2 separate regions of the Homo sapiens genome follow, and region 1 is linked to region 2. A link is an interaction called in ENCODE POLR2A ChIA-PET data of the cell type or tissue named here. Cell type or tissue: IMR-90. All regions are shown on one strand. Each heading gives the region's core, and the rest is flanking DNA. Links, peaks and the distances in the headings are about the cores only. Region 1 overlaps SVIL (supervillin). Region 2 overlaps SVIL-AS1 (SVIL antisense RNA 1).

The links. ChIA-PET counts read pairs that join two places held together with the same protein. Peaks named below come from ENCODE experiments on the same cell type or tissue, not always from the same donor. Only the 100,000 strongest peaks of a DNase experiment are listed, where the experiment ranks them.
Region 1: POLR2A ChIA-PET joins it to region 2 with 9 read pairs; 3 of 35 experiments call an interaction of 5 or more read pairs at or near these places.

Annotation. Positions count from the first base shown.
Region 1 is chr10:29,554,090-29,558,488 of GRCh38, reverse strand. SVIL (supervillin) reads left to right here. Exons shown (of 38, transcript NM_021738.3): 4 at 3,381-3,438; 5 at 3,555-3,706. The coding sequence starts at 3,431. Among named protein-coding and RNA genes, the nearest start is that of MIR604, 11 kb to the right of the region's middle. In IMR-90, for the core only: no CTCF peak of the experiment used is centred there; a DNase peak (open chromatin) is centred at 2,128; H3K27ac peaks cover 972 bases.
Region 2 is chr10:29,414,519-29,418,917 of GRCh38, reverse strand. SVIL-AS1 (SVIL antisense RNA 1) reads right to left here. Exons shown (of 3, transcript NR_110927.1): 2 at 3,506-3,561. Among named protein-coding and RNA genes, the nearest start is that of SVIL-AS1, 7.2 kb to the right of the region's middle. In IMR-90, for the core only: no CTCF peak of the experiment used is centred there; no DNase peak of the experiment used is centred there.

The sequences.
Region 1 (4,399 bases), core at 198-4,197, 140 kb before region 2:
AGGAATGAGGCATATCTTGGTAATTAAAAATATATTTGCTAGAAAGAATAGACTGAGAGGTCATCATTTGTTTGCTGGGGAGACTTTTTTATTTTCCTTTTAAAATTCACTATAGATTTTCACTAGGAATTAATAAGCTCACCAATACATTTAAAGGACAATTTAATTTATAAGCTCATTTAATTCCTCAGTGAAATGATCAGAGAGGACCCTAAGGTGTCCCTTCAAGTACCCACTATGTTGATGGATTCTAGCTTCCAGGAGCAATAGGCTTGGCATAGCTTTGCGTTGAATCTAGGCTTGACTGAAAAGAGTGCAGTGCTGGGCTAGTGGCGTCTGTACTGTGTAACCTAGGGCCTGGGTGTCTAAGGCACAGGCTGTGTATTTGAAATTCTAGTACTGGGGAATCAGTGATTCTCAATGGTTCTCAATTTAGGGCAGTCCCTAAGGGGCTTTAGAAATATATGAGGATATTTTTGTGTCACAGCAAATGGGGGTGATTTAGCATCACTATAAGAACCTGGGACATTCAACATCCTGCGGCAGAGCTCACAGCAAAGCCACTTCCCATTCAGAAGCCATTAGCGCCCCCATAGTGATCTGGGAGCTCTCCAGAGCCAGCCTCCTGAGCCCATGACCCTGATGAGGTCCATCTGTGTGTCTGCTAGATCCTATCCTGAGAATTTCTCGTTTTATGCCCAGAAGTGGATGGCTATCAGAGGGCAGTGTTCACTGGAAGGGCAGTAGGAAAGTCTACCTTTCCTGTGGACAGGAGGCTTGCACAGTCTCCCAACTAGATCTTTCTTTCTGGAATATGGGAAATAGAAAATAGCAGGAAGCAACATGTTGCTTTGCTTTTCCATGCACTGTTGTAATCTTTTTTTAAAATGCCTTTAGTTGCATTTCTATAGAAAAATTTTAAAATTAATTAAAATTTGGATGAAATGAAAGTGATTTTCAGCAGTCTCTAATTAGAACCAAGAAAAGTCTATCTTAACTTTTTCCAGTGGAAGTTACATGATACTCGGTTTATTAACGGTTTTGATACTTATCCAGTTGAAATAATGTGGGGCAAGAAAAGGGACATGTTAGGCCAGGCGCGGTGGCTCACACCTGCAATCCCAGCACTTTGGGAGGCCAAGGCAAGCAGATCCCTTGAGCCTAGGAGTTCAAGACCATCCTGGATAACATAGCGAAACCCCGTCTCCACAAAAGACAACCAAAAGCTAGCCAGGCGTGGTGGCACATGCCTGTAATCTCACCTACTCGCGAGGCTGAGTTGGGAGGATCACTTGAGTCTGGGAAGTTGAGGCTGCAGTGAGTCGAGATCGTGCCTCTACACTCCAGCCTGGGTGACAGAATGAGACCCTGTCTCAAAAAGAAAGGGAGGGGGGAGAAAAGAAAAGAAAGGGAAGGGGAAGGCAGGGGAGGGGAGGGGATGTGATTATGCTACTCAGGACCCTATTAATATTTTCTATTTCTCAGTTAGGGTTTGAGGCATGGGTTCAAGTCGTACCTTTTAGGCACCCTTGGAATTTGGTTTTGATAGCTTCTTGAGTGGTCTTTTGAAAAATAGGGCTCCACTTTCCTCTTTGGGGTTTAAATAATTAAAACCCTTTGGTTTTTGTCATCCTTGAAAATATTTTCAAAATATGTCCTACCAGCCATTAAAGTTGTATCACCATAATCCCACTAGGGCTAATTTGTTGACAGGGAAGCTGTTGTTATTGACCAAGCCTCCTCTCCCAAGGCCGCATGGCGGGGTGCACCATTCTCATTATACCCCTGTCTTCTAAATAGGAACATGATTAGAACAAGGACTTCTCTGCCTCCAGCTACTCTGATTCCTGGGGAGGCCAACTGGGAGACCTTTTTGAAGTCAGAGGGAGAGAGGTTTTGTTTTTTTGAAGCCGGCTATCTCAACAAAAGCCAATTCAACTGAAGTTTTAAGGTGGCTATCACTTAAAAATAAATGAAGAAAAACAAGGCTTCTATCCCTGAACACAAAGGGCAATATAAAACTTTGTGTGTGTGTATGCGTGCATGTGTGTGTGTGTAGTTTTGACTCATTACTAAAAATTACCACTTAGAGAAAAGAAAATGGAAATTGAAGCAGTCAAACATCAAATTCCTTTGAGTTTCTCCTGTGACTCAGCCTTTCAAAACTTTTCATTGGCCCTGGCCCCAGGCTGTCCAGCCACCCCTCTCTCTTTCTCCCACCCCATTCTGAGTCCTTCATAGGAGTCACTCAGATGCGCCCTTATGAATTTAAGCTATTGAGGAGGAGGCAAAAAGAGAGACCTTTATTCTCCATGAACTTTGGCCATTTCTCCAAAGAAACAGTTGTCTGGCATCTCAGTAATATCCTTGTAGTCAGTATCATGTGAGAATCTCCCAACCTCAGCACAGCGTTTGTTCTGTTTCTCCAGTGCTGCCAGAAACATTGGGGTAATTACCTTACCCATCATCCACCTAAATTATAGCAAGGAAACCATTGTTAACATTTGCTTCCAGTGAAAGCCTGTGCAGGGAGGCGGAGGACCTGTGTTCATCTAAACTGTAGCTAATTGAAGCGGCCACTTTAGGCACTGCTGGAAACACAATCAGATAGTTACAGCCATTGACAAATTCCGTGACAGGGTGGAGGAGAAGCGGCTGTGAGTTCATGCTTGTAGCTTGCCGATGGCCCTGTGGGGTTCACACTCCTAGTCTATACTTCTGTAAATGATTTCCATAATAGAAGCTTAGAATACTTTGTTAAATCAAACAAAAGTTAGAAACAGTTGCTGAGATTTCTGCCTAAAATACTTTCCTAGAGAAAGCTTGCTCGTCAGGTCTCCCTTGATTCCCCTAGATGAAATAAAACCTTCTGCCTTACCCTGTAGGATTTTACTTCTTAGCCAACCTATATATGTGACATATACGTGAGTCACATAGCTAGGTGTTACAATATATATACAACAAAACATTCTATTTAAATTATTTTAATGTATGTGATTTTAAATATATTACATATATATTTCATATTAAACAGTATGTTGAGTGAGCATGTCTTAGCTTTGCCTTGATAACTCTGTCATTTTTATGGGCATCAAATATTCAGCTTGACCTTAGAAGAGGATGATGCGTCCTAGGGTGTGTCCATGTGTGTGTGTGTGTGTGTGTGTGTGTGTGTCTGCACACTCTTATTCATTTGGCATCTGCCTCCCCTACTAGGAAACAGTTTCCAAGAAAGCAGGAACTTGGTCAGTTTTGCATGTCACTGTGACATAGGAATCAAGAACTGAAATTTGCAGTTCAATAAACACGTTGCATGAGTGAATAAAATGAGCGCACGACTACTAAATACTATATTTTGTTCTTTTTTGGTTTTCTTCCAGTTGCAGAATTAAGACAAATCTTTGAACCAAAGAAGAAAGAATTCTTAGAAATGAAAAGGTAAGATCTTTATAGTGGGAGTTAGGAAGTAGAAGAGAGCTTGGCAAAGCAGTATTCCATTTTCCTTTAGATTCGATCGCTGTTGCTCACTCTGCCTCTTGTGGTGTATTTCACAGAAAAGAAAGAATTGCCAGGCGCCTGGAAGGGATTGAAAATGACACTCAGCCCATCCTCTTGCAGAGCTGCACAGGATTGGTGACTCACCGCCTGCTGGAGGAAGACACCCCTCGATACATGAGAGCCAGCGACCCTGCCAGCCCCCACATCGGTGAGCGTGGAGCTGGGTGGCCCATTTTCCAGCAGGCTGCCTGGCTGGTTACGAGTTGCCCTTTCCACCCAGTGGTATCAGAACATGAGATATTCCACAGAAGTGAATTGTGTGGATATAATTTTTTTAGCACAAGGTTTCACTCTGTCACACAGGCTGGAATGCAGGAGTATGATCATAGCTCGCTGCAGCCTTAACTCCTGGGCTCAAGCTCAAGGGTTCTCCCGCCCCAGCCTCCTGAGTTGCTGGGACTACAGGCTTACACCACCACACCAGGCTAATTTTTTTTTTTAAACATTTTTGTAGAGACAGAGTCTCACTGTTGCCCAGGCTGGTCTCGAACTTCTGGCTTTTAGTGATCCTCCCACCTTGGCCTTCCAAAGTGCTGAAAATACAAGCGTGAGCCAGTGGACTTGGCCTAATTTTTTGTTAAATGTATTTGTTTTTTGTTTATTTTTATTTTTATTTTTTTTAGAGACAGAGTCTCACTCTGTCACCTAGGCTGGAGTGCAGTGGCCTGATAAGCTCACTGAAGCCTCAACCTCCCAAGGTCAAGTGATCCTCCCACCTCAGCCTCCCAAGTACCTGGGACTATGAGCGCGTGCCACCATGCCTGGCTATTAAATAGATTTGCTAAAAACAGCAACAACATGTATGTCATCTCTGCCCCGCCTCACGGATCTGGCCTTCCAT
Region 2 (4,399 bases), core at 319-4,318:
GCAGACTCAATATTGCTAAAATGCCAGTCCTATTCAAAACAATCTACAGATTCAACACAATCCCCATCAAAATTCTGACAACCATTTTTCCCCCCAGAAATAGAGAAGCCAATCCTTAAATTCAAATGGAATTGCAAGGAGTCTCAGATGACCAAAATAATCTTGAAAAAGACGAACAGAGTTGGAGGACTCAGTATTATTCAGCCATAAAAAGGAATGAAGTCTGATACATGCTACAAGGATGAACCTTGAAAACATTATGCCTAGTGAAATGAGCCAGTCACAAAAAGACAAATATACGGTTCCACTTATATGAAATCTTTAGAATAGGAAAGTTCACAGAGACAAAGCAGATTAAAGGTTAACTGGCAATGGGGGGCTGGTGGTGATGGGGAGTTACTGCAGAATGATAACAGAGTTCCTGTTTGGGGTGATGAAAAATATTTGGGAACAGATAGTTGTGATGGCTGCATGACAGTGTGGATGTAATTAATGCCACCAAATTATACATGTAAGAGTTGTTATAATAGCATATTTTATGTCATATATATTTTACCACAATAAAATATTTTTCACAAAGTAAGAGATTTAAAAACCAATCAAAGCTTTTTACCTGCAGCATGATATGACTGCAAGCAGTATGATGAGAACATATGCCAGGTGAAAACAAAGGGACTGCTGTCACAGACATTGTCTCAAATTCCAGTTGTCTGGAAAGTGATGTAAAGTGGACCACCTGCCACAAAAATATACTCAGGTATATAACTTTTAAATCCAGTATTTGTGTGTGAGTTACAAAAACTATTGAAACACTTTATGTTAGTGATGAAACAATGTGTTAAAATTCAGTAAAAGATCAAAATACATGGAATATGATTTTAGAAGAGAGAAAATAATGTAGATTTGCTTCTTCCCACAAATCTATGAGCTCCTCCTAAAGTTTCTTTCAGATTCAAAGTTTAAGTAAAACTCCTGAATATAAAGAATCCGAATTCACAAAAAAAGAAAAACAAAAAGGAGCTCTTGGTTGGGCGCAGTGGCTCACACCTGTAATCCCAGCACTTTGGGAGGTTGTGGTGGGCAGATTACTTGAAGCCAGGAGTTCGAGACCAGCCTGGCCAGCAGCATGGTGAAACCCCACCTCTGCTGAAAATACAAAAATTAGCCCGGCATGGTGGCACACGTTTGTAGTCCCAGCTGCTCTGGAGGCTGAGGTGGGAGAATTGCTTGAACCTGGGAAGTGGAGGCTGCAGTGAGCCTAGATGATGCCACTGCACTCCAACCTGAGTGACAGGGTGAGACTCTGTCTCAAATTTAAAAATAAAACAAAGAGCCCTTCCTTACAGAATTCCAAATAAGATATGTAGACAGAGTGATGGCATTTGAAAAAAATTGTCATTTGATAGCCACCACAGTTAGAACAGCAGGATCATATACTGTCCTTCTCGCTTGTCACAGGCAAAAAATATCAATGGATGCTAAAATAAGAGGGCAAAGAATACGATGAAAAGGAGGATATCTAATAAAGTTTCGATGTATCTCTCCAAAAGAAATATATTCATTACAAGAGGAAAAATAATAACTTCACAGAGGAAAAAGTTGGCATGTATCACCCAATAGTAACCAAAGTCCCAACACCAGTAAATGGGACAAACAGACATCATGTGCCTCCTGACACTGTGCTCTGAGAAACACTTCTGTGGAATTCCTGCCAAAAGTGCATAACCTGAATCCAACCATAAGGACACCGAATATATGTAAATTAAGCAGCATTCTACAAAATAATTATTTACTCTTCAAAAATGTCAAGGCCCTGGAAACACAAAGACTGAAGAACTGTTCAGATTAAAAGAGACTGAAGAGTGGCCAGGCGCAGTGGCTCATGCCTGTAATCCCAGCACTTTGGGAGGCCGAGGTGGGTGAATCATCTGCGGTCAGGAGTTCAAGACCAGCCTGGCCAACATGGTGATATCCCATCTCTACTAAAAATACAAAAATTAAAAAAAAAAAAATACAAAAATTAGCTGGGCGCAGTGGCATGTGCCTGTAATCTCAGCTACTTCGGAGGCTGAGGCAGGAGAATCGTTTGAACCCAGGAGGCGGAGGTTGCAGTGAGCTGAGATTGCACCATTGCACTCCAGCTTGGGTGACAGGGCGAGACTCCATCTCAAAAAAAAAAAAAAAGAGAGACTGAAGAGAAATAACCAAATTCAATGTATGATCCTGAACCCAAAACGATTATTTGTCTTTTGCTATGTAGGACATTAATGGGATAACTGATAAAATCTGTGTATAGACAATAGAGTTGTATCTATGTTGATTTAAGAAATATACAAAGTATGTAGACATTTTAAAGACATCATGTCTGCAATCCACTCTCAAATAATTCATTTTAAAAAACCAGAAAAAAATGCATTTTTTTAAAAGAATACTGTGTGTGTATACATAGAGAGAATGATAAAGCAAATGTGACAAATATTAACATTTGGATGGAGTAATTTAGTAGGATATACAAGAATTATTTTTGCTATTTTTACAGATATATGAGTCTGAAAAAATAGACATACAATAAATGTAAACAAATAAAGGCAGTTAAGATAAACTATTTGCTTTCCCTAATAATACTGCTAGGATCATCTTTACTATACTCTCATCAGATCATCAAATTTAAAATTTTATGATTTAAATTTTAAAGCTCAGGGAAAAAAAAGTATTCTCTCTCCCCAAAACCTCCCAATTTACAGATGAAGTTAGTAAGTCAAGATTACACCTAATTCAAGGCAAAGCCAAGACTATTATCTAGCTCTGACTCAGCTCAGCTACCTTTCAACTATTCCAAGCGGTCTTTTCATTCCTTTACGTTGTTGTCTATGGTCTAAACACATGACACCAAAATACTTATCTCTATCTTCTCATATATTTTCATAAGTTAGTGTGACTAACCACTTTCAGGCCATCTAAATTTTATCTTTAAAAGGCATTTAAGTATCATTGCTCCTAACAGTCCTTAATAACTAATATGAATACATATGTAAAGATCAGAATACATGTCAAACACTGTAGCAAATGCTGAACATACACAATTAATGTACTTTACTGTTAGGTCCATGATGACAGAGACCAAGTTTATGTTATTCACTATTATACCCCCACCTCTTAGTAACAGTGCCTGGTATACAGTAAGTACTCAAATAACTGTTGTATATTGCAAAATAAAAGACAATCCATAATAGAGGAAAGAAATGTGTGTATAGATAACCATAATATCAGTAGTTTTAATAAAGTCCCATGATACAACAGATAAGGAAATTATTTTCTCTTGGTAAGATCTAGAAAGGCTTCAAGAGATTTAACGATACCAAAGTTAAATCTTGAAGGACAAATAAAATGTCAACAGACATGGAGGTGGTGGCGTGGTAAGAGGAAGGTAGAAGGATTTAGATAAAAAAGCCCAAAGGCAAGAAAATATTAGACATTTCTATTGAATTTTTAAACACAGGCTCACCTATTGTTGCTGCAAGTTCTGGATCAAAGGTATCATCTGTGAACCTCAAGAGCAGGCTGAAAGAGATATTAAAAAGACAGGTTAGGAATTAGAATTTTTCTTTCTAATCATATGATAAGTGTGTTCATGATTATTATATCCAGTCACAAATTATTAAATGCAGATAAAAATAACTGATGGAGGCCTGCTCCTAGAAATACTGCCTCAGAGCAGGTATACACAGAAGAATTAAATTACTAGAAAGGCAATTTAAAAACTGCCAAGAGCAAAGTAGTTTACTATTAAATATATTCCCCATGCTCTCCTACCCAATCCCCCAAGTACAAAAGGTGGGGGTTTTTGTTGTTGTTTTTAACTGTTCCGGTATGTCCTGAGACACTGATATTAGCAACATGTCATGCTTTAATTGACATGGATGAAAAGAGAAAAAATAAAGTTTCTTGGAATGCAACAAAGTAAAGTAACTTAAAAAAATCTGATGTGTAATCCACTTTAAATTCAAGCACAAACAGAAAGATATCAAAGCCTAGCATTCTATAACAGGCAGTATGGCTACCACCTAAGTGGGAAGAAAAGATACAGTAAAAAGAGAGGTAAAAAAAAAAAAGATCACAGGACAGAGTAGGTATACTCAGGCAAACACCAGGTAGGGTTTACAAAACCAAGTAGGCAACTGGAAGCTATTGAAGGCTTTTAAACAAAGTTATGACAAGAACTGCTCTTTGTTTTGAAAAGTTAATGCCAACAAAAAATGGAAGAAAAATCAACAGAAGAAAACTGCCACGGTTATGGCAGGAGAGAACAAAGGACTAAACCTAGGAAATGGTAGGAAACTAGAAAGGAAGGATAAAAGCAAAAGACACCAGATTAGAAGGATACTCTAAGGTTTTTCAT